Linked DNA regions of Mus musculus: regions 1, 3, 4 and 5 are each linked to region 2. Evidence: chromatin loops called from intact Hi-C (ENCODE). Cell type or tissue: heart. All regions are shown on one strand. Links, peaks and the distances in the headings refer to the core of each region. The heading gives the core; the rest is flanking DNA. Region 1 overlaps Lrrc28 (leucine rich repeat containing 28). Region 2 overlaps Lrrc28 (leucine rich repeat containing 28). Region 3 has its middle 25 kb from the start of Gm33926. Region 4 overlaps Lrrc28 (leucine rich repeat containing 28). Region 5 has its middle 12 kb from the start of Gm33926.

The links. Hi-C counts contacts between places; a loop is a spot of excess contacts. Peaks named below come from ENCODE experiments on the same cell type or tissue, not always from the same donor. Only the 100,000 strongest peaks of a DNase experiment are listed, where the experiment ranks them.
Region 1: a loop joins it to region 2, with 2.8 times the contacts of the local background. A loop is called at or near these places in 11 of 42 quality-filtered maps.
Region 3: it touches region 2 in a loop (2.4-fold over the local background); 6 of 42 quality-filtered maps call a loop at or near these places.
Region 4: it touches region 2 in a loop (2.5-fold over the local background); 8 of 42 quality-filtered maps call a loop at or near these places.
Region 5: a loop joins it to region 2, with 8 times the contacts of the local background. A loop is called at or near these places in 6 of 42 quality-filtered maps.

The regions. Positions count from the first base shown.
Region 1 is chr7:67,547,035-67,552,034 of GRCm38, forward strand. All of the region lies in intron 6 of Lrrc28 (leucine rich repeat containing 28), which reads right to left. Among named protein-coding and RNA genes, the nearest start is that of Gm23233, 21 kb to the right of the region's middle. In heart, for the core only: a CTCF peak has its summit at 2,399; a DNase peak (open chromatin) is centred at 2,427; H3K27ac peaks cover 350 bases.
Region 2 is chr7:67,617,504-67,622,503 of GRCm38, forward strand. It overlaps Lrrc28 (leucine rich repeat containing 28), which reads right to left. Exons shown (of 10, transcript NM_175124.5): 4 at 1,571-1,608; 5 at 490-627. Among named protein-coding and RNA genes, the nearest start is that of Lrrc28, 25 kb to the right of the region's middle. In heart, for the core only: a CTCF peak has its summit at 2,592; no DNase peak of the experiment used is centred there; H3K27ac peaks cover 527 bases.
Region 3 is chr7:67,462,295-67,468,789 of GRCm38, forward strand. No RefSeq gene overlaps it. Among named protein-coding and RNA genes, the nearest start is that of Gm33926, 25 kb to the left of the region's middle. In heart, for the core only: no CTCF peak of the experiment used is centred there; DNase peaks (open chromatin) are centred at 1,467 and 2,617; H3K27ac peaks cover 1,686 bases.
Region 4 is chr7:67,560,479-67,565,478 of GRCm38, forward strand. The region is part of intron 5 of Lrrc28 (leucine rich repeat containing 28); the gene reads right to left. Among named protein-coding and RNA genes, the nearest start is that of Gm23233, 7.7 kb to the right of the region's middle. In heart, for the core only: no CTCF peak of the experiment used is centred there; a DNase peak (open chromatin) is centred at 1,903; H3K27ac peaks cover 842 bases.
Region 5 is chr7:67,448,665-67,455,159 of GRCm38, forward strand. No RefSeq gene overlaps it. Among named protein-coding and RNA genes, the nearest start is that of Gm33926, 12 kb to the left of the region's middle. In heart, for the core only: CTCF peaks have their summits at 2,788 and 2,988; a DNase peak (open chromatin) is centred at 2,947; H3K27ac peaks cover 1,186 bases.

The DNA of each region.
Region 1 (5,000 bases), core at 1-5,000, 70 kb before region 2:
TGCACGGTGTCCTCAAGACCTTCTTGAACAGCTAGCAAGGCCATGTTTCAGTAAAACAAATGCCAAAATCCAGACAATTAAAAGGTTTTAACACAAGTTAACCAAGCTCTTCCTCCTGCCTCTGCCTCTCTCAGGATTAGTGGGGTTCCCTTTTCTCTCCTCCCCTCCCTGCTTTCTCGTTCCTTTTGTATTTATATTCATAATCCAGTTGGAATTCATTCTTATGTCTAGCATAAAATACTTTAGCATTCACCATTTATGTTTAGCCAATAATTTATTTTTCCATTTCTGAAAATTTTTTGCTTACCTTTTATACCAGAAAGAAAAAAGAAAGATCTCTAAGATGGCTTAGTAGGTGAAGGTGCTGCCAAGTCAGACGTCCCCAGTGTCACCCTCAGGACCCACACAGGAGGAGAGAACCAACTCCTGCTAGTTTTTCTCTGACCTCCACACGTGTACCATGACACATGCCCTCAGAACACTGCACATGAATAATAATAACCTCTAAGATTATCAAGAGGAAAAACTATCACCAAGTACTCAGATCCCAGACTTCCTATCTGCTGCTAAATCAAGCTGCAAACACAGAAAACAACACAATGAGAGAGAAGCACTAATGCAGAAAGCCCAGTGGCTGTGACATCGCACCATTGCTCAGGACTGTTTGTACCTCAACAAGCTCTATGGGAAAGGGCACAACACCGCCTGGTCCCCAGCTGTATCAGGTGTAAGGAGCATAGGAAAAGAATCACGTTTAATATGTAGCATAGATTTAAAGGAATAAAATATGTATGTACCAAAAAACTGAAAACTGCTCTCTTAGTGAACCACAAAATTTTACATTTACAAAACAGGTGAGGAAAAATATTAACTAATCAATATCACATTCCAGTAACAACAGAAAAGGCCTCAGAAATCCACTAAAATACCTGTTTTCTCACAATTTCTATGACAAAGGCTTTTAAACACAAGCGGAAATTTATGGAGTTTAAGACATAGAAAACTTTTAAAATAAAAACTTCATTAATAAATTATAAATGGGCTACTCACAAGTACCACATGAGTTTAATTCTAGTACTTGGGAGGCAGAGGCAGGTGGATTTCTAAGAGTTCGAGGCCAACATGAGCACGTTCTCAAAAATACAACTCCAAAATGCTAAATGGTCTATAGTCTCATATGTGCCTTTCTGAGCCCCCAAGTAGCTCAAGGAAGTCAAAGCGGAGGAGGTCCTGGCTTGGACTGGAGCCGCAGTAAGGCACAGAGCAAATTAATAATTAGGAAAGGAGAGTAGATTAGAGTCAGACAGCTTGGGCTTGAACCTTCATTCTTCTGCTTACTAGATACGTGGCCTTAGGATCTCATCGGTGTAATGGGGGAACTAAAACTATCTCCTAAGTTTGGGAAGAATGGCTAGGTTTATAAATGTGTGACGCAGGATTCTTGGAACAGAGCCTTCTCTAGTATATGACAGGTATTATTTTCATTATTATTAGTAAGTGACACACTGGGAAGTGTGGCCAATTAACAGAGAACTTTCTTTGGCATGCAGCAAGGGTACCAACCCTTTTCTATCCTTTAATTGCAAGGAACGAGCTGGAGGCTACGGCCTCTGGAGATGATGATTCATCCCTTCAAGCCAAGGACACAAAATGGGACACGACAGAGGAAGCACTTCTCTGCTCTAATATACCACAAAAGCCTCTGTGCAAATTAGATGAGGTGCCATGCAGACATCACACCACAAAGTTAAATACATACCGACACTTGCTACTTCTCCTTACACGCCTCCTCTCCTTGCTTTATGGGGAAAGATGACTAGTTAATGACTCAGAAATACTATTTGGCTACATTTCATCTTAGGGGGATCTGGCTGGCACTCCCAGAGCACTTTCGAATTCATTACATGTGCCCTAGCAGTATATACTATCTTGTGCTATAGCTGAATCAGCTGTGTTAAAGCCTATTACATGTTAATGCCACTTAATATTTCCAAGTAGTACAATCTGAGGAGGGAGGGAATGCAGGAAAGGGAGGGAAGAAAGAGGGAGAGAGGAAGAGAGGGAGAGGGAGCAAGCAATGACCTGCTCTTAGTGTGTTTGGAGTCAGGACTGCGACTGCATCCTGGCTTCCCACAGGGTAGCTGGTTCCTGCTTCCCTGATTCAGTCTCTTCCTTTGCTGTATGATAAGGATGACAATGTAATAGCTCACGGATTTGTGACTTCATGAAGCTGGTGTATATGGGGCCAAGCTTGATCGCACAGTAACAGGTGCTCAGCACACCCTGACCATTTATCTTGCTCTTCTGAGTGTAAAGAGATCAGAAAAGGAGTGTAGATCCTGAGGAGAGCCCGGCGGCTGTTTTAGCTGACACAGCACAGCCTGCTGGTCAGGGTGAGAAAGCTCCTTGTTTGGCAAGGTCCCAGCTGAGAGAGCTAGGCTCTGGCTGCCTCAGGAAAGCACGCTTTTAGCCAGCCAGAATATAGTCTGCTGCCAAAACTCCCAAGCCCAGAGGACTAGCAGTTTAAATAAATGAGCCTGAAATACGAGAATCTGCTGCATGGAAAAGCTTTGAGTCTTTTTTTATATTGTTTTACCCAGACTAACCTGAAATTCACTAAGCAGCTCAGGCTGGTGACAACTCATGACAATTCTCCTGCTTCAGCCCCTCAACTGCTAGGATTATAGTTATGAGCCCCTGTGTTTGGTTCTTACATTCTCTCTCTCATATATATACATATATATGTATATATATGTATATATGTATATATATGTGTGTGTATATATGTACATATATGTATATACACACACCTATATGAATGTAAATAAATAACACTACATATATGTTGTTTAGATTATTTAAGTGTATGAAGTTTATGTATGCATTTGTACCATGTCATGCCTGTTCTTATGGAGATCAGAAGACGGCATTGGATTCCCTGGAAGTTTATGAGTCACAGATGGCTATGAACCACTACATGGGTGCTGAGAATTGGATCCAGATCCTCTGCAAGAGCATAAGTGCTCTAAGCCATTGTACCATCACTCTGGCCCCTGGTTTCTTCGTACGTAATACAGAAACTCTTCACTAAATGATAGACTTTAGAAGAGACTACTTACCTACTAGTCAGTAAAGGTTTATTTTCTTCTGATTAATATTATTTACTTATATTATTTCACCAATACTACATGCTAAATAAAGATCATAAAAGAACATTCAAAAAACAAACAGAAAACCCTTCTTCTACCCAGGAAGCAGAAGCAGGTTGATCTCTCAGTTTAAGGCCAGACTGGTCAACATGGTGAGTTCTTGGACAACCAGGGCCATGCAAAGAGACCTTGTCTCAAAAAACTAAAATCAAACACATATCCACAAACAAATAGCAACAAAAGGGCCTTGTAAAAAAGGCTCAGTATGTGAAACTTGCAAAGCACAGAGCTATTTGTCTGCCTGTCCAGGTTTGAAAGCCACCAGTGACTGTTCAGGAGGCTATTTTCTTTGTTTTCTGGAGAGAGGGTTTCTCTGTTGTAGCCCAGGTTGGCCTGAAACTCACAGAAAGTTGCCTCCTCCTGCTTCTTGAATCCTCGGATTAAGACATGCATCAATTAAAAAATTGGATGTTTTCTTTATTTACATTTCAAATGTCATCCCCTTTCCCTGTTTCCCCTCTGCAAACCCCCATCCCATGCCCCTTCCCCTGCTTCTATGAGGATGCTCCCTGCTTACCCCCCCCCCCCCCGCCCCAACTTCTGCCTCCGGGCTCTAGCATTCCCCTATACTGGGGCATCAAGACTTCATAGGACCAAGGGCCTCTCTTCCCATTGATGTCCGACAAGGCCATCCTTTGCTACATATGCAGCTGGAGCCACTGGTCCTTCCATGTGTACTCTTTGGTTGGTGGTTTAGTCCCTGGGAGCTCTGGGGGATTTGGTTGGTTGATATTGTTGGTCCTCCTATGGGGTTGCAAACCCCTTCAGCAACATCAGTTCTTCCCCTAACTCCTCCATTGGGTTCCCTTGCCCAGTCTGATGGTTGGCTGCAAGTATTTGCCTCTGTATTGGTCAGGCTCTGGCAGAGCCTCTCAGGAGACAGTTATATCAGGCTCCTGTCAGCAAGCATTTCTTGGCATCAGCAATAGTGACTGGGTTTGATGTCTGCATATAGGATGGATCCCTGAGTGGGACAGTCCCTGGGTGGCCTTTCCTTCAGTCTCTGTTCCACTCTTTGGACCTGTACTTCTGGATTAATATTTTGGAGATGGGTGGCCCCCAACTGGGGGGCTGTGCCTAACCTCTGGATATGTTCTCTGCAGGTCCTCTCTCCCCTTTGTTGGGTTACTTTTAAAGGAATTGCACCACACCTCAAGTAGTTCCTTCTTTTACAGCCTCACAGACCAAGTGTGGGGCTTAGAAATCAGCAAAGGCTGGGAGTCCTCTACAAACCTCAGTTCTTCTTTTTATCAACACCAGGGCTCTGGCATATGCAGTCCACATGGCTGTAGGAACAAGACGCTCCTATGTGTTCCGGCTATTGCTCTCTTAATCACACAGTGTGAGCAAGCACAGAGTGATACATGCCAGAACAGAACAGGATCTGTGTTTATTACATCCTGACTAGTATAAGGTCCATTTACTTATCAAAAGATGAATAACAAAGTCTCTTAAACAAAGAGATGGGGCTAACAGAAACTGAAGCATCAAAGGAACACATCAAAACTGCCTGCTCAGAATGCTCTATCCATGTCAAGCCAACCATCACAGTTCAGTAAGTTGGATGCCCAGTACAAGAAAACACAGGAGGCCCACACAACAAATTCAGACTAATTCACAGACCATTCCAAAATGACTTTCAAAATTAAGTCAAATCACCTATATAACTCCCTAAATAACAAAGACACTTCAGCCACTTTTCTAGAACAATGAATTTCCTTTAGATGCTAACTTCTTTGAGCACAGACAGATCCATGCACCAGACCCCATTACATCGTTTACATAACCATA
Region 2 (5,000 bases), core at 1-5,000:
AAGAGCATCTAACTCGCTGGATGTTTAAACAGAGAACTTGGAAGTTGGAATGATCAAACCCTGCAAAATAATGTTCTTCACTGACCTGAAAGTTCCTGCATTGAATATAGTTGGTAGCAGTATGAGGTTAAATATTATTTAAGTTTTTAATTAATACTATTTTTACAAAAAGACACCTTAAGCGTCCAAATTTACTCACATTCTTTGATGTGAAATTCAGAGCCAACAGCTCTTCACACAATCACCTTGCCCAGCAGTGAGAAGAGTGATGAGCGGACACTCATCAAAACCCCAGCAGTGGCCCCAAAACACACACACACTATCCTCTCACATTTACACCGGGTTCTCAGAACGCTTGGTCAGGTTTCACCTACAGTCCTTCGTTCCATCCTTAAACAGATACTTGTAAATACATCTAACACCAGCTGCTGGTGTGCACGGTACTGAAAACAGATTCCGGACACACAGAAACTATACAGTCAGGGTTACCTGGAGGTAGGAACTGTAGCTGGTTATTAGCTAATCGAAGATGACGCAACGCTCTCAGACCACCGATTTCTGGGCAAACGATCTCTAAGGCATTGTCACTGAGATCCAGACACTGGAGTTTCACGAGGGACCCGATGGCTTCAGGGAGAAAAGGAAGGGAGAAGCAGAATGAGTGTGACTCAGTGTTCCTAGGCGAACGCTTCGCTCTTGACTCTGTCTTTCACTCACAGGACTTGAAAATGAAGTTATTAAAGTGGAAAGCATCTCTTGAGATAAAATTAACTTAAGAACAAGTAAAAACATTAACACAATGGGGGAATGTGCGACTAAATAAAGAATTTGAAGATGAACCCAGCTGGGGTGGTCCTGGGAGGCTGAAGCAGGAGAGTAGTTTGAAGCCAGCAGGGAGACACAGGAGCCCACCTCAGATGGCATCACTAAGAGCAGGGTCTGGGAAGTGGCTCAGCTGCTTAAGTGCTTGTCTTGCCAGCAAGGAAACCTGAGCCCAGACCCTAAAACCCTACATTTAAAAAGCTCTGCAGCACATGCCTGTAACCAGAGCTGGGGACGCAGCAGCACATGCCTGCAACCAGAGCTGGGGGCGCAGAGAGGGTCTAGGTTGACCCTGCTTGGTGAGTACCAGACCAGGGGAGATTTCCCTCAAAAAAAAGACATCTGAGGAACAAGTTACAAAGTGGTCCTCTGCTACCCTCTTCCCACACACTCCCTCCCCACAACACCCCCCCATAAGAATTTTAAAGAATCTATTATTTTATATGTAACTAAATTCTTAGTTAATTGCACCAAGTACTTAGTTTACTATTTCCCAACAGCAGTTTGTCTAGTAATTTTCCTGGCCATTTATTGTCTTATTAGATGTCTCCATTTAATCTGTCTTAGCTGGACTTACATTTTAAAGCAAATAAATTGAAAGTCCTTTAAATTAAAATTCCCTAACTTACCAACCAAAATAGGTTTAAGGAGCTAGAGATAGAAAGACAGGGTCCGGGGCTCATCAAATTTTTATAAAGCAAAATATAAATGACACTGTTTTCAAACTAAGAATTATAAGTATGCTTACCTTCTGGAACCACAACTATGTTATTTGAGTGAAGGTACCTGTGACAAAAGGAGGGGAAAGTTGCTGTCATTATTCAGTATTTTGTCAGATAACCAGCTAATACAAGCTCTGTTTGAAAACTTATCAAATATAAGCAAAACTTCCAAAACACACAGACATAACAACAGCTAATGCTTTGAGAGTAATATGCTAAATAACAAATATTAAATATATCTTCTGATTTAGTCATTTTAAAATCATTAATATAAAAAAATCATAAGGTATTTAACCTCATTAAAAAATTTCTAGTTCCATAGGCTGGAGAGACGGCTCAGAGGTTACTCCAGATTCCCGTTCAATTCTCAGCAACACCATGTGATATTTTATAACCACCTTCAGTTAGATGTAAGGCCCTCTTTTGGTGTGCAAGCATACATGTAGGCAGAACACACTATATATAGTAAATAAATAAATCTTTTTTAAAATTACTAGTACATCTAGTTCATTAAATTATTTAGGTTTTCAGAAATATATTTACTGTGTAAAGAAAAATCAATACCTATTGTGTAAAAGGAAAGATCAGTTTTAGTTTCTAAACAGTAAAAGTGGACTGAAGACAATTCTAACTGGCTCAGCTAGCCATTAAGAGAGAGCACTTGTTCTTACAGGGTCCCAGCACCCACTTGGTGCCTCCTAACCGTCTATAATTCCAATTCCAGAAAACAAGCACCCTTTTCTTCACTACACAGGCCCTAGGTGTGCATATGGCACGTACATACTTGCAGGGAAAATACCCAAACAAAATAATCTTTAAAACAAAACAAACAGAAAACTCTTAAAGATGTCTCTAGTTGGCATGCTTACTGTAACCCAAGAATAGAGATTAGATGTTCACTAACGTCTCCGCAGAAATACTCAGATGCCAAGACACAGAAATCTGACTTCTCAGCAGCAGAAGTCTTCTTTAAAAAGACCTACAAGTCCAGGCTTGTCTAAGTCATCAACACTTTCCCACTGAAGCATCTTTGGCACACTCTGGTGGGGACTCCAGGTACCATCTGAAACTATATATATTCAGAGCTACATGCCATGACTGCCAGAGATCGTACAGTAAAAATAAAATCAGTAATAAAACTGATTTTCTTGTGAGGTAGGACAACTCGATTTTAGAACACTTGATTTCAAACCAGCCAATTTATTGTAGGTAAAAAAATAAATCCCCAAAGTATTTTAAAATATAACTTAGAAATTTTCTTTCATGTTTTGACTATCTTTAGTGAGTGCTAAAATGTCAGTAAGAACAGAATTATAAAAGCAGAAAAATTGTGAAGGCTTTTTTTATGCCGAATTAAACCAGTGCTGTACAGAATGTTAACCTGTGGGTTCTGAAATCAGCTAAGACCAGACACACTCAGATGTGAGATTTTTTTCTTCCAGGAAATACCTAAGGGCTTTTCACTAATGACTCTAAGGTTTGAAACCAGCTTTTCAAAAGATACTATGAAGAGAAGCGACCAGGCTGTCTGACAAGATCACATCCTCAGGAGAAGACAAGGAAAGCTGAGGAGAAACAAGCACCCCTGCCATGCCACTTGGCCACCAAGCATTCCCTCTCCTTCCTTCCATGTTCCATCACCACTGGCTGACAGAGGAGAGACCTGAGCCTAGAGTGTCTGCTCTTCTTGACAGTCAATCAAGCAACAAAGCCTTTTCTTTTGGCAAAAGCTGCAGTCATAGGACTGGCTTCTGTGTTTGCCAGGAAGTAAGCCTTCACTTGATAACTATGTGACACAATTTAACCAAGTGTGCACTCTAAAACTCATTCTTCACTCTGTGTATATGAATTGATTACACATTTTGAACTCAATACTTTGGAAACATTCTTTTTTTTTGGTTTTTCGAGACAGGGTTTCTCTGTATAGCCCTGGCTGTCCTGGAACTCACTTTGTAGACCAGGCTGGCCTCGAGCTCAGAAATCCGCCTGCCTCTGCCTCCCGAGTGCTGGGATTAAAGGCGTATGCCACCATGCCCAGCTCCTTTGGAAACATTCTTGTTCAAGGTCATTTGTGCCAAAAAACTGTAAATCAATGTGCAGGTACACTCACTACAGTATGTAAATATGAACAGATGCCATCACATAAAAATCACAAAAAAAAAAGAGTACCCATTATTATGACTGAAACTTAACAACACATTTTAATACACTAATGTGTCTATATTAAAATAAAGATGCTATATACCACTAGAGTGTTCCTGATCCTAACTACACATTGGAACTATCAGGGTCTCCAAAAGATCACTCATTTGTGCACTAAGTACAATGCAATCCCAATTCCACAAATCATTTTAGGAGACAACAAACTGAGAGTCCACGTGGAACAGGCAGCAAGCCCTTTCTTAGTAACTGGGTGACAGGTCCCCCAGAGCACCCCACTGCCTTTATTGAACCTTCATAGTCACATACAGTCACAAAAGAGCATGATGGCCCGTGTCTGGGGGACTAGAGGACGGATGTATGGAGCTAGTTTTCATATTTTGCTGAAATACGGCCAGAAATCAAATTCATACTAGTACACATACCACTTAAGGGTACAGTCACTTTGGCAAATGACTTGGTCTTTTTGTGTTATTTTATAATCAACTGAAACAAAGTGTTATTCACTATGTTAACATCAATGTTTTAGTGTTGACAAATGTCCCATGGAACTCATGTTAACCCAGGGGAAACGGGGTGAGGGGTATACCAGAACAGCCTGTGCTATCTTTACAACTTCCCTGTAACCATGAAACATACACTACAGTAAAAAGCTCTCTTCTTAATTGAAGGAACAGGACTTCCACTTCTAGACATAATGAGTAACAGGGACCAGACTGACCTGCCTGCTATAAACAAGGGAAAGCCAGATGGGATCTATGAAACAACTATTTTCAGACAGTGACAACAGGTGACAAAGACTATATTTCCAAAAAAAAAAAAAAAAAGAACTAGCAAGGCAAGTAGGGAGATTCTGAACTATGGAATAGGAAGAGAATTCCTAGGTTATGGGGCCTCTATCAGGACTGAAGCAGTTAGCAGCCAAGGGGAATGGCTTCAGGAAACAATGGAACTACTCCCCGACTCCCCACCCCCGAAAAACAGCTCCAGTAACTTAAAAGATCCCATAACCCTTTGCTGAATTCAATAAAACGCACATGCATAAGAGAAACAGGGCAAAACAAAACAAACAAACAACAACCAGGCAAACAACCAAAACAGGAGAAAAGCTATCAGCTGAACAGCACACAAAGCTCTCTGGACCAAGAGGCATACATTCCAGTGCACTGCCAAGCCCTGCCCTTACCCAGGCCAACCAGAGAAAGCCTAGAGAGGCCTTTGCAAGAGAGCTAACCTATCCTTAGATCTGAGATTGCTCCTAGTCTAAGCAAACCATATAAGAACCAAACACAAATG
Region 3 (6,495 bases), core at 573-5,572, 150 kb before region 2:
GGCTGTTAGAGGGCAGAATAGGCTTTCCACTCCAGAGTGTCCTGGATACAAAAAGCAGAGAACACATCCAAAAGCTGTGCCATCAGGAGCAGAGTCCCTGACCGGGAAGACTCATTCGAGCATCTTTGATGAGCCCTGTGGATGTAGCCCTGTGCTTGAAGGCCTCCTTTTCCATACTCTTCTCTGACTGTCCAATGAATCAAATTTGCATGGGGCTGTGGGTTAAAAGTCTAGTCTAAGTACCAAAACTGAAGCCTGCCTGTCTGGTCCCTCAGCTCTTATCTGTCTGACTTCCCCACGCCGATCACATCTGCAGCCTCACCTCTTCCAGTGGGTGTCCGTGTCTCCCTCCAGCAGTTTCTGGCTCCAGAGACTGACTGGAGCTCTGATCCAGCTCTTGTGGCCCAAATGCTCCCAAGCTCCGTGCTGGAGAATCAGGCAGGGCCTCCGTCATACCCTGGGCTGCAGGGTGTCTGACCTTGGGCAGGCAGCCTTCTGACCTTTCTTGGTCAGCGCTCCTAAACCTGTAATGAAGAGATAATGCTGCTGTCTCCACTCAGGCAGAGGCTGAGAAGGGGGGCTAACGAAGAGCCCAGCACTTGGCAGACCTAAGCAGCCCCAGAAATGCTTCATAATCAAAACGCCTTTCCCCTCTGTGGAAAACAGAGATGGAGGGAGAGCATAAAGGATGGAGCGAGGAGAATGGGGTCACAGCTTTGAGGGGAGGAGGGAAAGGACAGCATTCCTGAGTGCACAGCCCCTCTTTAGGCTTGTGACTTTCTTCATATGTGTCCCAAGGAGCCCATCACTCACTCAGCAGGTATGTGACCACAAGCCCTGTGCTACTTCATTTTGAAGCAGGGAACAAAGGTCAAAATGTCCCTGCCCCTGCGCATTGGTCAGCCGGCCGTCAGCTTCTCAGGGTGCTGGTTGAGAGGATACTGTGGGTGTGACCCCTTTCCCTTCGTTTAGGTTTAAAGAAATGAGACTCTGAGCAGGGATTATGGCTCACCCTGGACTCCTGAAGGAGGGGGTTTCTTCCTGGGGTGACCTGAATGCTCTCCCTGGGATCTTGACTTCAATCTTTGAAGAGGTACCTATCTCCCTCCCTCCCTCACTAAAGCCCTTCTCTGCACCACCCTGCCCCTTGTTGTCCTTTTTATGAGCCAAATATCAGGCCATAGGCTCTCAGGAATCAGGCTCCAAGTTTGCTGTCCCAGGAACTCGGAACCTTTATTTAGAAGGGTGGTGTCACGCCTTGTCATCGGTGGAGAAAGGTAGAGTGGGCAAACAGAGCCTGTGACAACTGACCGACCAGCCGACCGACCTATTGTATGCTCAGCTCACACAGTGCTCACCCCGGGGAGGAGGAGTCTGGAACTTTGATCTTCTAGAAAAGGCTCAAGAGGTGGGGGTCTGCTCATTGTCCTGCAGCCTCTCAGGGCTTTGTTCTCGCTGTGGCTTGTCCTTCCTGTGAGTGGCTGACCTCACTTGGGAGAGAGAACAGGCAGAACAAAACAGATGGACTGAGCTTCATACAGGGAGTGGTTTCCCCCTCACTGACAAGGCGAGGACAACAAATCACAGCAGAGGGTCACGGGGAAGTTGCACAAGTCAGCTTGGGGTCTGGGCCAGGGCTCAGTTTTGTAATTAGTTGTAAGGAGCAGGGCATGGGCCTTTTGGCGATGGAAGCAGGAGGGTTGCCTAGGAGTTCTAGGCCAATCTGGGCTATAGAATAGGGCCATGTTTTAAGAAAACAAAATAGAGCTGGGTAGGCATGTAGCACAATTGTAATCCCGCCAGTGAGAGGTAGAGGCAGAAGGATCCGGTATCCAAAGACAAGGTCTTTCTTCCTTAGCTACATAGAGAATTTGAGGCCAATCTGACAGACATAAGACCCTATCTCATAAAGCAGACAAAATCGTTCTTTTTTTAAAAATGGCAGGGCTTGTAACATAGCTCCGTGGTAGAGTGCTTGCCACGCATGCACAGAGTTCAGGGGTCCATCCACAGCACTGCATAAACCAGATGTGTGACCACACACATCTGTGATTCCAGCACTCAGTGGGAGGAGGCAAGCAGATCAGAGGTTCAAGTTCAAGGCCATCCTCATCTGTGCAGGGAACCCGAGGCCAACCTGAGCCGTGTGAGATGCTATAGCCTTTACGCTAATAAATTCAGACTTGGTCTGTACTGACTTCTGCCTCCCTCAGTCCTCCCCTGTGAAATTCCGTTGCTGGGGCAAAAGCATTCCTACTTTCAGCATGAGGCCTTTAGGCTGCCTCTGGGATTTAATGTTTAAAAGTGGGTACCAAGAACACGCTCGTGAGTCAGTTTTCAGGGCAGGTCCGTTTTGTAGACACTACTTGGTAGAACGGTGTTTTCTTGGCATTTTTATTTAGTTGCTTCCAGGCAACTATGTAAAATGGACCTCTAAGATGGGTTCTCTCAGCTCATACCCACTTCCAGAAAGTGAAAGCGCTTCTCTTTCCCCACCCTCCTGTCTCTTCCTCTTTTCTCCTTCTCACTTGTGAAAGAAGCCTGAGCACCCCCTCTGCCCTCCTCCCACTGTGAATGGCTTTGAGTGTCCTTTTGCATTCGGGCGGCCACTCAGTATTTGTTCGGGGAACAGTCTCTTCCCTTCCACCTGCTACCCTGTTCTCCTGTCAGTTGTTGGGCTTCTCCTTGATTTCGAGATGTTTGCTATGTACTAAAGACAGCGGTCTTACCTAGTGTCTCCTTCGTTTTCCTTCTCCCAATTGCGGTGACAGTGGCCAGCACTGTCACCTGGGGCCACGAGAGGGTTTCTTTGCATAATGTTAAATAGTAATGTTTTTAAAAGATTTTTTAATGATTTATTTTTACTTTATGTACATTGGTGTTTTTCCTGAATATATGTTGGACCCCCTGGAACTGGAATTACAGACAGTTGTGAGCTGCCATGTGGGTGCTGGGAATTGAACCTAGGTCCTCTGGAAGAGCAGCCAGTGCTCTTAGCTGCTAAACCATCTCTCCTGCTCCAGATAACATGCTCTATGTCGTGGTTTCTGGATTTATGTTTTAGAAAGCTTTCTCTATCTCGATGTTTTTAACTCACCCTCTGTGCCCCCAAGCCCCATTTTTTCAGGTTTATGGTCAGGAGCGTGGGCTTCAGGGATGGATGGTTCAAAGGCCAATGCTCCCCCCGCCACCCCTGTTTCCTATGCCTCACTTTGTAAAATAGGGCTTAATAAAACCAGGTTGGAGTCTTGCTTCTCTAGGGGATTTCTGCTTTGATCCTTAACATGAGAAAAGTGAAAAAACAAAGGAGCATGGACCAGAGAGACATGCTGCTTCCTGCTCTGCTGCCTCTAAGACACAGGCTCTTTCTGGGCTGCGCAGGATTGCCGCCTTCAGTGACTCTCAACCTAGAGTCAGGAGCTTCCCAGAAAAGGGCTCTAGGCTCTGTCTCAGAGTCTGGCAAGTCCCAAGGCACTCAGGAGCTCCCGAAATCCTATCATGAGCTGCACTGTGTTCCTCCTCAAGATTCACTTGTTGAGGTCCTTACTCCCAGAACCTCGGAATGTAACCATATTTGGAAATAATTAAAGAGATAATTAAATTAAAATGAAGTCCTTAGAGGGCTGCTAAACCAATTTGACTGGTGTCCTTATAAGAGAAAATTTGGACAGATACACACAGAGAGAGAGAAAGAGAGAAACACACAGAGAGAGAGACAGACAGAGAGAGACAGAGACAGAAACACAAAGAGAGACAGAGAGGCAGAGAGAAGACAGAGACCGTGTAAAGACACAAGAAGAAGAAATGACTATTTGAGTTAAGAAGAGACACCCTAGAAGAACTGTTAACATCTTAAACTTGGACCTTGGCTGTCAGAACTGTTAGAAAGAAAGCTTTTGTTGCTCCAGCCACCCAGTCCGGGGTGTTTGAGGGCAGCTGGAGGAGACTAACATAGAGGCTGTGCCTGTCCTGTGCTGAGCAGTCAGGTGGAGGATTCCTTCTCTCTGATTCTCTAGGCCCCAGATTATTGTGGGAGAGGTATGGATTGTATGGCCATGCCCCAGGTACAGACAGCTGTCCCCAGCCCTTTTGGTCCCATGGTCACAGGATAATTTGAAAGATAACATGTGAGGCTTTGGGTTTGGACCAACATCAGAGTCAAAGAGCAGGTGTCCAAGCTGCTGCTTTGTGGGATGTGGACAGAGCCCTCCACAAGGACTTCCCCCAAAGGCCCAGAGACAGCTGCAGTAGGAACAGGTGTGAGGTTGCGGGAAGTGGGAATGGCAACATAGCAGGGTGGCTGAAGGCCACCATAGGAAAAGAGAGTAGGCACCTACATCTCAGACACACGAGTCTCCTGGCAGGCCTGGAGGTGGTGAGGCCTCCTGAGGGTGGTGGGCCTGGCTTTATGTGGAGAATAGTCATGGCCTCTGGTGGGTGGTTCAACAGTACATCTCAGCACTGCCAAAACACTCCTGGGTTTTTCCTTCCTATATCCCTAAAAGCTGGCCATCTTGACCCCAGACTGGTAGGGAACTGAAGCAGAGGGGAATGCAGGGACCGATGGGTAAATACAGGAGTGTTGCTTCCAGTTTAAAGGCTTACCAAATGTGGGAGACAGCCCTGCCTGGACAGACAGTCTGCCTCCTTCCATTCTTCCCCCAGCCTTAAAAAAAGCTCTCCTTGGAGGGAAGAGCTGAGCAGAAGCCTCAGAGGCCTTGTGAAATATGAGAACATTTACTCCAAGACAACAGCAACTGTGTGTTACCTGTTTGGCGCTATGTTGGGACATCATCTGGACCTGAGATCTCGATGGGCCTGAGTGCTGTCCTGGACCTAGCTGTGTCCTGCAGGTAGACCCTGTCTGCTAATGAGTCAGATTGTGACAGATCGCCTGGCTGGCTGCCCTGGCCCGGCACAGAATGACAATGGTGGTGTGGCCTGCAGAACTACTTGTAAAGGTGCCCACAGGGCAACTGCCCTTCCCCAAATGCAGATGTCATGCCACCAGACAGGAGGTCAGGAGAAAGCTCCTTTTCCAGGGGTGAAAAAGCCTGAAGCTAGAGAAGGCAAGGTGTCCTCCAGGAACAAACAGGATGGAGTTCTGAACTGGCAGGAATGTCAGAGAGAGAGAGAGAAGTAGTCATCTTGGCTGGAGAGGCAACTCCAATCACCCAGGGTTGGGAAGAGTCCCATGGCAGGGTCTCTTACTTTGTGGAAAAGGGGCATCCTTCCTGCTGGGAAGGGATCTCCTGCAGGTTGTCATGTTGCTGTCTCCTTTGCTGGCCCTTGCCCACTAGGGCTGTTGGGAAAGCAATGCCTGCAGCCCAGCAAGCTGGGGACAGCTCTAAACCTTGATTCTGTGCCTTGTGCTGGCTTATGTTATGGCTGGTATCCTAAGATTTGCTGGATTCTCTTCTCTTGGTCTACTTCCTCTGACTCAAGATTTTTATTATTATTTTCTTTTTTAGACCTTGCTGGAGGCTTCAGATCTCATCTCTAAAAAATGTACACAAGAATAAAATGTCAAGCCGGGGAGTTGGCTCAGTGGGTAAAGAGCTTAGCAAGCATGAGAACCTGAATTCAAACCACTAGCACCCACGTAAAAAGCCAGGTTATGTGGCTCACCTGTAATCCCAGCATGGGTAAGGCAGAGACAGGAGGATTCCTGAGGCCTCCTGAAGACTGCTGGGAGCAGTAAGCTCCAGGTTCAGTGGGAGTCCCTGTCTCAAACAACTACCACCACCAACATCAACAAAAACCGATCTTGAGCAAGATGAAGACAACCAGACATCATTCTCTGGCCTCCACATGTTTGCCTATGTGCAAACACACACACACACACACACACACACACACACACACACACATACATATGCACGCACTTGCCCACACATGTGTACATGCACAATAAATAAATAAATAAACTAACAACAACAACAACAAAACAAATAAAATGTTCACAGTTTCCAGGAGTTCCCTGTGTTGCCTAGCTCCAACCAGTAGTGATTTCCAATCTTAACTGTGCATCACAGTCACCATGTGTGCTCATTACAATACAGATGGCAAGGCTTGACAAGCTCACAGTGGCCTGGCCAGTGTCCCAGGTCATCAGATGCAAGGTTTAAAATCACATTCCAGGAAACCTTCCTCAAAAGATCTGGAAAAGCCCAGGTGAGGCTCCCACTTTGAGACTGTCTACAGATGAACTAGTCTTAGCATCCCAAAAGAAGCTGCTAACATCGCCAAGGAGCCTGCACGATCAACGTGGGGAGAACCTGTTTCTCTTCCTAAGGCCCACAGAGTCAAAGGATGCTGGTTGCCTCCTTGTGACAGGATGAGATTTGGTTCCCTCTCCTTGGTTCCATCTTCAGGGGCATTTCGAGGGATCTTTCCAAAGGTAGAAGTAGTCCCCACGGCCAGTGGCGTTCCCGAGGGGCCCGTTAGATTGTTACTCCTCCGTTAGCTGGTTTGAATTTGGAATTCTAATCTGAT
Region 4 (5,000 bases), core at 1-5,000, 57 kb before region 2:
ACACCAATTAGGGTTACAGATATGCACCAAGTACCTGGCTTTTCTGTGGTCTGGGGGATCTGAATTCAGATTCTAATGCTTCCATAGCAAGCACTAACTTACCAAGCCCCAGCAATTGTCAGAGTTTCCTAAATACTGAAAAGTGTTGGCTTAAAGAGTAAGGCACAGTCATAAACCCAAGGCAGAAGCCTGATACTGATGAAGCCAAGTCCTTGGTCAGGTGAGAAAGGAATGGTTACTTCAAGGTAGCTGCTTCCATAACTGTACAGCTGCCCTCCTAAGCAGATAATAGGAGATCTACGAGTGGAGGCACCCAGGTAAACACAGAAGAACTCCCCTACTCCATGGCTCCACTGCAGCACGGGGCAGGCCAGGCCTGCTCCTTCCCCCACAGACACTTGGTGTAAAGACTTATGATGCGGCTCCCTCACACCTGCCTTCCCTAACCCTGTTCTCCAGCCATTCCTCTTAGGTTAGAACTTGCACTACCACCCTGGACACACAAGTAGTTGAGGAACATCACGTCTGTCAGATAGTAAAGTCCTTTGCTGTCACATGAGCTTTTCTGACTGTTTACTACTGACCAGGAGTTAGCCCCACTACAACCCAGCGGACCAAACCTGCTGGCAAGCTGAAACTGGCACTTCCATTTTAAGAATAGTAAACTACAGAGGCTGGAGAGATGGCTCCATGGTTAAGAGTACTGACTGCTCTTCCAGAGGATCAGGGTTCAATTCCCAGTGCCCACATGGCAGCTCACGACTGTAACTCCAAGATCTGATACACTCAGACAGACATAATTCAGGCAAAATGCTAATTAATATAAAAATAAAGATAAATTGTTTTTAAAAAAAATAGTAAAACCACAACATCCAAAGAAAGATCATAGAGTAGAGATCATATGTGTCCTACAAAGCTTAAATATGTTTATAGTCAGGACATTTACAGAAAGAGTTTTCTGTCTTTGCTACGGAGTTATTACTAAAAACAACCTTAAAATTGTATTACATTTATTATTATTATTATTATTATTATTATTATTATTGCTATGTATACATGTACTTGTACACAGAGGTCAAAGGGCAACTTCTGAGAGCTAATTCTCTCTGCCACCATGTAGGTTCCAGGCTATCCAGCTCCCATCATTAGGCCTAGCAACAAATGCGTTTCCCCTCTGACACATCTCTTTGGCCCTGGGAACATTCTTAACAGCTAGTTTTTTGTTTTGTTTTGTTTTGTTTTTTTTTGTTTTGTTTTGTTTTTATGAAAGGAATGTGGGGTCAAAATATATTGACTTCAAGTAATTTTTCTAATATTGACAAACTTATCCTAGGATACTCATTATTTACTAATTTCTCAAAAAACTGAGTAAAATATTCATTTGAAAACAGGTAGGCATGATTCTGTATGTAGCATATGATTCTCAATGGCAGTTTTGTTCCATCTGAGCTTAACTGATCTGTACTAGAAGGAGGTAAATTCACTCTTGTGTTTGCTCTTAGCAGTGGTATAGCTGATTAAGTCCATTTTCATATCTATTCACAAAATCAAATTACACATATGTGGGGTGTGATGCTAAGGGAGGGAGTGGACCCATGTTTCAAAAGTGAATAGAAAAAGACAAAGAAAAAAAAAAAGGACAGAAACTTTTGCCCTAACTTTAGCAGTGACTGTAGGAGTGACTGGACATCCACATGGGCCAGGTAACAAGAGAATGTCCCAGCAGGCAGTGCCCTTGGAACCACAACACATCCAGGAAACAAGGTGGGACAGGAGCTCAGAGGACGGAAAGTCACAGGAAGAGCTCAGGCTTTTGGAAAAGTTCCTGGGAACGGAGCCTGGAAAGGGCAAAGGAAGGAGGATATTGCATTCCCAGCAGGGGGTGGGGCGGAATTGGAAGCATGAGGCAGGGCACAGACGGGAAAACACTAAACCCAGTGTGCCCATGCCCAGGAACGAAGGCCAGGCACCCATCTACAACGGGAGGAACAGGAAGGCCGGGCCGAGGGCCTGCTGAAGGCACGGGCGACAGTAAAGACCAGGAGCCTGAGCTTGGAGTGTGGACAGGACGCCAAGTAAATCTGCAGAGAGCACCGCTGTGGAAGGGAACCCGGGCTTAGGGGATGTGTGCCACTATAAAAGAGAAAGTATGAAGAACTTAAGGAAGAATCCAGGGACATTTAAAGATAAGCAGGCAAACTTGACTGGATATGTTAAACAACAAAACCAGAGAAAGTCAGAGTCAGGCATAGGCTTCTAGCACCCTCCAGAGCAGTGCTTCTCGACCTTCCTAATGCTGCCACACTAATAACACAGTTCCTCATGAGGAAGTGACCCCAACCAGACCATTTTATCGCTACTTCATAACTGTAATTTTGCTTGTTATGAATGGTATTGTAAATAGCCAACATGTAGGGCATCTGATCTGTGAACCCCAAAAGGCTCATGACCACAGGCTGAGAACCACTGCTCTGGACCATTGTTCAAAACATGAGGATCCAAACCCAAATTTTTGTTTTCCTAGAAAAGAGCATAATAGGAATTATTAAAAAAACTAATCAAGCTGACCTCATGTGACACCTCAAAAACTAGAGCAAAAGACACATTGCATTGTTCCAGGTTTCACCACAGCTGTAACACTAAGCAGGTCTCACATTCCAAAGGACTAAAATGGTCCAAAGTAAATGCCCTGATCCAAGGAAGTTAAAGGCACAACTGCTCCACAGAAGGCTTGAAAACACTAATGGCAGGACCAGAAGGCAACAGAAAGACACAAATCAACAGAACTACAGACACCTGTAGGACAGAAAGCAATTGCAAAATTACTTGATATCCCAATAAGAAGAAAATCAGGAAAAGAGGGTAGAAACAACTGAAAATAGTGGCTAAATTTTAATCTAAAGATCCAAAAAGCTCAATAAAGACTATAAACACAAAGAAACACCTATATTCACATCCTGTACAACACTGTTAGAAACAGACTTCTCATGTTCACGGCAGCAAGACACCTAAAATCATAAAGCCTAAAAGCCAACAAAACTGAAGTTTTGCACTAAAAATACTTAAGGTGAGGGCTGGAGAGAGGCCTTAGGGGTATTAGCACTGGCTGAGCAAGCCTAGTAGCGTGAGTCCACTCTCAGCTCACTCCACAAGCACACCACGCACACACTCAAGACTGCTGTCTGTCTCTATCTGTCTGTCTCTCCCCTGCTCCATCACAAACTAAAAAATTAAGCTAAAACAACAACAACAAAGGAACAAGAATATTTATGAGTTACATGGACTATAAATGGCGAAATGACGGATGTAAATACAACTATATAAATAACTGTACTAAGTGTAAACTGAGCCAGGTGTAGTGGCATTTGCCTTTAATCTCAGTACTTTGGAGGGAGAGGAAGGTAGACCTCTGAGTTTGAGGCTAGCCTGGTCTACAGAGCAAATTCTAGGACAGCCAACGCTATACAGAGAAACTCTGTTTTGAAAAACAAAAAAATGAAAAAGGAAATTAAAAAAGCCAATCAAATGTATAAGGATGTTAGACTGCCTCTCAAATTCTAGCCATCGACAAATACCAGGCCAGACCCCTCCATCCGTTCAGCCTGGGCAGCTTGGATTTAAGAGGGCATTTCAGTCCAACAAAAAGGCTTCTAAACAAGTTTAAGACCAGAGAGGAAAGAGGGGCCTCTGTGAGTGCTGGGTACTCCAGAGGTGCCCTTGGTGGAAGGGTCATTGGTCCTAGCAGGAAGGGAGACCCAGCAAGGTCATTCTTAGACCCTGGGTCTAGTCCAGTAGCTAGAAAAAGGGACCAAGTGGCCATAAAGTCTCAGCCACTTTGATGGGGCTTTTCCACTGGGACCCTGTTGTCAAGCCCTTGGCCTCCACCTTACCAGGTGCCATTTCTTCTCAGAAGGCCACTGCCCAGGGCCCCAGGCCGCCCCTTATGGCCAGAGACCGGTTAAAGCCCCCCTAGTTCCTCCTTGTGAATAGAACTTCCTCTGCCCTAGCCCTTACAGTAGTGTAGAAGGCCACCCCCGCACCCCCAACCCTGCTCGTGTAGAATTGCCTATAGTATAGTGTGGTGTGCTTTTACGTCATGGCAAGTGGGCAGCGGTCAGTGGGCTGTGCACAGCCGTCTGTCCTTTGAATCTCAATCTGCCTGCTCGGCCCGTGCTGTGTTCTGTGCTGTGTCCATAAGCTGCTGCGACCCCTCCCGGTACTGACTTCTCTATAAAAGCTTCTCTTCGCATAGTCACGTAGCTCCTGCCCATCCCCCTTTGGATATCTCTCCAAAGTTTTATACTCTTTTATATGGCTTTTTGCTTTGAAATTTAAAAATAAAAAAGACACGATATCTATAAGAAGCACACTTTAGATTCGAAGGCACAGCTATGCTTTAAGTCAAAGGAGGAAAAAGCACAGTAGCAAACAACAACCACAGAGAAATGAGGTTAATTTTCTAATTATCTATCTATTATAGGATATGAGTTCCTTTAAGAGATAGAGGAATATTTCATAATCGTTAAATGATCATTAATTCAGGAGAAATCAAACAATAATTACAAGTATACAGATACATAATGAAAACTCAAAATGAAGGGACAAAAACGTCACAAGTGAGAAGAAAAAGTATCATTTCAACGATGACAAGGGAGCATGTGACACACCACTGTCACCAACCCACAGAGCCACAGCTCATGAGAATGGCAGGGATACAGTCGACTCAAGCTTTGCCATCAAGCAAACTGCTCTTTTGACACCCTAGCAACCACACCAGAAAACACACTCTGTTTGAGCACATGATGCACTATCCAGGGCTAACAAGGCACTACACCATTAAGTATGTCTCATATTTAACAGGACTGAAATCATACAGAGGAGGGACTCTGACCAAATGGGCATTAAAGTAGAAAGAAATCTGGGAAATCCCCCAAATACTTGAGAATTAAGCAACATATTTCTAAATAACCAACAAGTAAAAGAAATTGGAAAGAAAATTA
Region 5 (6,495 bases), core at 757-5,756, 170 kb before region 2:
TCTACCTCTCCATTGCTGGGGTGAGAAAGGTACACAGCAGCCTGCCTCTCTTTTCATGTGGGTACTGAGGATGGAACTCAGGTCCCTGTGATTGCATGGTAAGCACTTAACTGACTAAGCCATATTCCCAGCCTATGGTCTTGCCTCCTGTCATAATTAGTTTTTGCCATCTTGAGACAAATATAGATATTTGTTGTGCTGGCTAGTTTTCTGTCAATTTGACACAAGCTGATGTCATTTTGGAAGAGGGAGCTTGGGTGAGAAAAAATGCCCCCACCAGATTGGTATGTGGGTAAACCTGTAGAGCATTTTCTTTATTGATAATGGAGAGCCCAGTTTACTGTGGGCAATACCCCTCCTAGGCTGGTGGTCCTAGTTGCTATAAGAAAGCAGGCTTATGAGCCATAAAGATCAAGTCTGTAAGGAGCCCTCCCTCCATGGTGTCTGCATCATTTCCTGCCTCCAGGTTTCTGCCTTGAGTTTTTACCCTGAGTTTCTACCCTGACTACCTTGAGGATGGACTGGCATGTGGAAGTGTGAACAAAAGAAACCCTTTCTTCCCTACTTGCTTTTGATTAGGATGTTCATCACAGCAATAGTAATGTAACCAGGACAGAACTTGGTACCAGGAATGGGGTATTGATGTGACAGACATGACCATGTTTTTAGGATGACTGTGGAAGGACTTTGGAACTTTGGATGAGAAAAGCCACTGAGTATTGAGAACACAGTGGGATGTTGTGTAGGAGCTTAGAGGATACAAATGTTGAGAACAGTGCAGATGATGGAGGCCTGACTTGTGAAGCAACTATCCCCTTTGAACCATTTGTATGAGGCCATTTGTATGAGGAATCTATAGTGTCTATCTGGTCAGCTGGAGCAGAAAAAAAAAATCAGCCACGATTGACAAGAGAGCAGGACTGCTAAAGTAAAACCTTTGTTTTGCTGGAATAATGGATTCTGGTCAGCTAGGCCTGAAAAATCATCTGTGATTAAAAAGAGACCAGCACCATTGAGGTGAAGTCTTCTGGGAAGCATTTCCTCAAAGGTAGTATATGCAAGCTGTGTTCCAGAGGTTGTTAAGGTTGTACCTTGTGCTGGAAGTTGGACTTGGTAGTGTAAGAGTCAGTGAGGTGGTACTGGTGTTGAAGGCATGAAAGAGGGCATGAACAGCAGCTGAGGCTTGGCACTGTGTGTTAGGACTAGAGTCCCCACCCAGGAGAGGATATTGATGAAAGTACAATCCAACTGCAGCAAGAAAGTCCCAGCATTTTGGAAATGCTAGTACCGTGGGATGACCACCAAGCACAGATGACCACCAAGAGCAGCAACAGAGATGCAGTGGGTTAGCCAGAGACTGAAAAACAAGCTGTGTGTGCTGCAGAGGGTGGTGCCAGAGAAGCGATCCAAGTCTAGAAGATCGTGAGTGAATCCCAGTGATTGGACATTGAGTTGTTTCCATTATTGGAGTTTGAATTTCCTGGGTTCAGATTACGCTTCTTCCCTATTGAAATAAGGAAATATTTTTGATTTTACAGAAACTCACAGTTGATAGATTTTTAAACTTGGAAAAAAAAAAAAAACCTGGAGTTTTACAGAGGCTTTGGGCTTTAAAAAACTGGATAGTTTTAAAGAGATCACTTTTAAAGTGTTTGAGTTTGTTAAGCTCTGGTACTTTTTAAGTTTAATTTAAATTTAAGCAAAATGCTGTATATTGTAATGTCTTTATTAGTGTGTGATCGGGGTGGGGGGATGAAAAAGAGAAGAAAGGTTGTGGCTTAACAGTGATGTATTTGTGTGTCAAGTTGATAAGGAATGGGTTGTGCTGGCTAGTTTTATGGCAACTTGACACGAGCTACAATCATCTGAGAAGAGGGAACCTCAATTGAGAAATGCCTCCATAAGATCAGGCTGTAGGCAGGCCTATAGGGCATATCCTTCATTAGTGGTTGATTGGGGAGAGCCCAATCCATTATGGGTGGTACCGTCCCTGGGCTGGTGGTGGTAGGTCTTATAGGAAAGCAAGCTGAGCAAGCAATGGGGAGCAAGCCAATAAGCAGCACCCCTCCATGGCCTCTGCATCAGCTCCTGCCTCCAAGTTCCCGCCCTGCTTGAGTTCCCAACTTTTTTTGATGTTTGCACAGTGATGTGGAAGTGTAAATCAAATAAACCCCTTTCCTCCTCAAGGTGCTTTTGGTCATATATTCACCACCATATAGTAACCCTAACTAGGACACCAAAGGAAATTAGTCCCTAGGCTCAGAGAAGAGAGCAAGGTTGTGGAGTGAGTGACAAGAAGTCAACAGGTGCCCATACCTAGTCCTCCTTGCTCTGGCTAAAAGATCTACTTCAAATATAGTTAGTAAAATATTTCTCTGGTTCTCAACTTCCCTTTGCATTCTTCAGTCTGCTGCATTTGCTGTTGTAGGAATGGCCACCCCTACAGCCAACTTCACCTCTTCTGCTTTCTCTCATCCAGAAGCACGCGTTGGTTTCTGCTCTCATTCAAGACTCCTCTGTGGATCCCAGTGGATCCCAGTGGAGCATCATCAGGACCTGGCTTTATGCAGCACGTGGGCTAAGCAAACTGGCTATAGGGGGTCCTCTGCTTCTAGGCCATTGTCCTTTCTCTTAAGAAGCTGCCTCTTTCTGTGCTATCCTGCACTCTCTTCTATCCCTTTTCAAGTCACATGGGGCCTCTGTCTCAAGGATTTCCAAGATTCCCTAGACTCAAGGACTCTCTGAGCTGTAGTTTCAGGACCACACCACACCCTAGTGACTTGACTATGGTTGGTCTCCAGCCTGGATGGTCAGACCCTGGGAGGCAGGTGTGCTGGGCACAGCCTCAGACAATAGATGTCACTTCCTGTCTTGGTCTTCCAGCCCCTCTGTAGACATCACCAGAAGCTAGGGGAAATCCCAGCCAAGCCTATTTCCGGCTTTCTACATCCTCATAGGTCCTCTTTGCCCAAGCCTCTTCCTCTCCAGAGAGTTTCTTATCTACAGCCCCCTCCCACCCAAGTCCAAGCTGGAGGAGGTTCCGCTGGCCTATTTCCTGGCGCTACCGCTCTGGATCTGAGTCAGAAGGCCGGTGTTTGGAACCAGACTCTGAATTTCTTCCCAGCTCTGTGAATTCTGCCATTGTTTCCTTCTCTGCCAAGCCTTCCCTTCATCTCTGAAATGAAGTGGGTTTGTTGTTGCTTGTTTGTCTAGTTAAAACTAAAAGTATCCCTTCCAACCAATCCCCTTCCCCTGAGGAGTCTTTTTGAGTTCTTTCCAGTAGACCTGGTGTGGGCAGAGCTGGTTCTGTATGAATTTGCAAGCACATGTAAGGTTGACCTACTGCTATAGCAAGAACCCCATACACGTGCTCTCCTATGCCTTGTGGGTCCTCCCAGCTGATTCCCTTTGCCTGTTCCTGTGTGGGTGCTCCTAGCCATTGCTTGACTTGGCAAGGTAACAAATGACCTATAAGTCAGTTAGCTCCTACAACAAACATTTACATTGTTCAGTGAGATGGCTCAGCAAGTTAAGACTTTGGGTATCAAGTGTGATGACCTGAATTCCAGCCCCAGCACTCACACAGTAGAAGGTGAGAACTGACTCCTGTAAGTTGTCCACTGACGTGGCATGCAGTGGCAGGCATTCCCGCCCCCCAACACACACACTCAATAAATGTAATAAAAATGTGTTGGGCCAAGGAGATGACTTAGTGGGTCAAAGGGCTTGACATGCAAACTTAATGACTAAAGGTTGATTCCCAGAACCCATGTACAAATCCTGGTGCAGTAATATACAGCTATAATTCCAGTGCTCCTATGGTTGGATGGGAGGCAGAGACAGGAGCATTGGCCAGAAGCTCCAGGGCTGCCCAACACAGCGCATGCACGGGTAGAAACCAGAGAAACCCTGCCTTAAAAAAAAAAAAAGAAAAAGAAAAGAAAAAAGGATAGTGTCAGCGCCATGAAACTTGTCTTCTGACCTCCACATGCATGCCGCAACACGTGTGTGTGTGTGTGTGTGTGTGTGTGTGTGTGTGTGTCTGTGTGTGTGTCTGTGTGTGTGTGTGCTTTCTCTATGATCATTGTAGATCTGCCAACAGCTATAAGAAAAAGTAGAGAAATACCATATACCCATTAGCTTAGTATTCTCCAATGATAAAAATCTTCCAAAACTATACAAAGTTTTACAGCAAGGCCATCAGCATAGAAACAGTCAAGAGAGATCCATAAGACCCTGTTAGTGTTTTTAAAATATAACTAGTTCTCTCCCAATCTTAGTTCCTACTCTCTGCACTCCATTCCTCACCCCAGGAAATATCAAAGATGCCTGCTATTTCTATGATTATGTCACTTTATGAATGGCATGCAAATGGAGTGGCACAGCACAGCACAGCACAGCACATAACATCTGGGGCTGGCTTTTATCTCAGCACAGTTCCCTGAAGATTTACCCAGGCTGTATTTATCCAGGTTGTATATATCAACAGTTGGTTCCTTTTCACTGCTGGCTAATATTCCTGGAAATGGATGTACCACAGTCTGTTTAACTATTCACCATTGGAGAACACCTGGTTTGTTTTCAGTGTGAGTATACAATTTCTAAAGCTCCTATAAATATTTGTGGGCAAGTTTTATAGGAATATATACTTCCTTTCTCTAAAATAAACACCCAGAATGCAATGCTGGGCCATGTGACAGCTGCATGTTATGCTAGTTTATTTTACACACGTTGAAATTTTAAATTAAATGTATTATTTTTTAGGGCTAGAGAGATGGTTCTGTGGTTAAGAGTACTGACTGCTCTTCCAGAGGTCCTGAGTCCAATTCCCAGCAACTACATGGTGGCTCACAACCATCTGTAATGGGATTCAATGCCCTCTTCAAAGAATCGTCTAAAGATAGCAACAGTGTACTCAGATACATAAAATAAGTAAACAAATATATAAAAATATTTTTAAAACAGATACAAAAAAGCATAAAAATGTACATATTAGTGGGTAGCTTATAAAATCTCAAAACCTATTTAAACTATCTAATGGCCAAATCAGGTCAAATGTATCTATTTCCTCAAATAGTTATCATTTTTAATAGTAAAACGCCCTCAATCCCTTTTTCTGGTTTTCTGAAACAAACAGCACACAATAATCGGCGTGCGCGGTCACCTAGTGCGTGGTAGCACGGCAGAACTCCCTGCTGCTGTGTAAGGGTAACTTAGCTCTCAGTGATCCCGTCTTCCACTTTCTTCTCTCCCCAGTGTGGGTGACCCCCATTGTCCTCTCGATTCCTATGAGGTCAGCGTTTCATATTCCACAGCGGAGTACGCAGATGTCTTTCTAAGCCTGGATCATTTCACTTAACAATACCTCCAGCTCCATCCATATTTTTTCCCCAAATGAAGCATGCCTAGTTTATACCAAGCTCCTTTGCAGGGGCTGGGCCATTTACACCCCTGCTACGACACACCAGCAATCCAGTTCCTCTGATGATCCCTACTTTTGCCATGCAGAGAACCAAGTGTAGGTCCTGCCTTTCATTTGAACCATGTGATGATAGATGATGCGTTGGAATCTCACTGTGGCTTTTCACGCCCAGTGTTCTCATCTGTCTCTTCCTGCTGTTTTCTAACCGGCTTGTTGCTTTTAGTTCCCCTGCCCCTGTGTTCTAGATATGAGCTAACCATGAAATGAGTGCTTCACACACATTTTCTCCCAACCTTGTGTCTTTTCATCCCTAGCAAAATCTTTCATAAAGTTTTAAACTTTAGTAAAGTTCCATTTATCAGTTTTTCTTTTGATGGTGTATGCTGTTGGTATCTTGTCTGGGAACTCTTGCCTCAACCCTAAATTCCAAAAAGTTCTCTCTCTTTTTCTCTCTCTCTTTTTTTCCTGAAAGTTTTACAGTTTCACATTGAAGTTCACAGTCTGTTTTGGATCTGGTGTGAATTAGATGAGGAATTAGGTCGAAGGTCACCCTTCTGCCCACAGGCGTCCAATTGCTCTAGCACCATCTGGCGCAGAGGCTCATCTCTCTGCTGAATTACCTTGCACCTTTTCCAGCTATCACTCGGGCATTTTTGTGTGGGTCTATTTCTGGGTTCTCTGTTCTATTCTATTGATCTATGTATGTAACCTTCTGCCAGCACCAGTCTGTGCTGCTGTAACTAGATAATAAGGCTTGAAACTGGGCAGGCTCTTCTTTCTATATATTAAATAAAAAGTTTAGCTAGTCACATTCATTTGCTTTGCCATATAAATTTAGAAGGAATTTATCAACATCTATAAAAAGCCATTGGCAGCATTGGTAGGAACTATGCTGAAGCTGTCTGTCAGATAGGGGAAAATTAAAATATTAGGATTGGCTTTGTTTCTTCAGTTTCTTAGAGCTTTGATTTCCTTCATGAGAGCTTTGCAGTTTTCAGGACACAGTTCTCACGTGCCTCATTAAATTAGCATAAACTCCTCTTTTCAATATTTGTAAAGTGCAGTCTATGTGC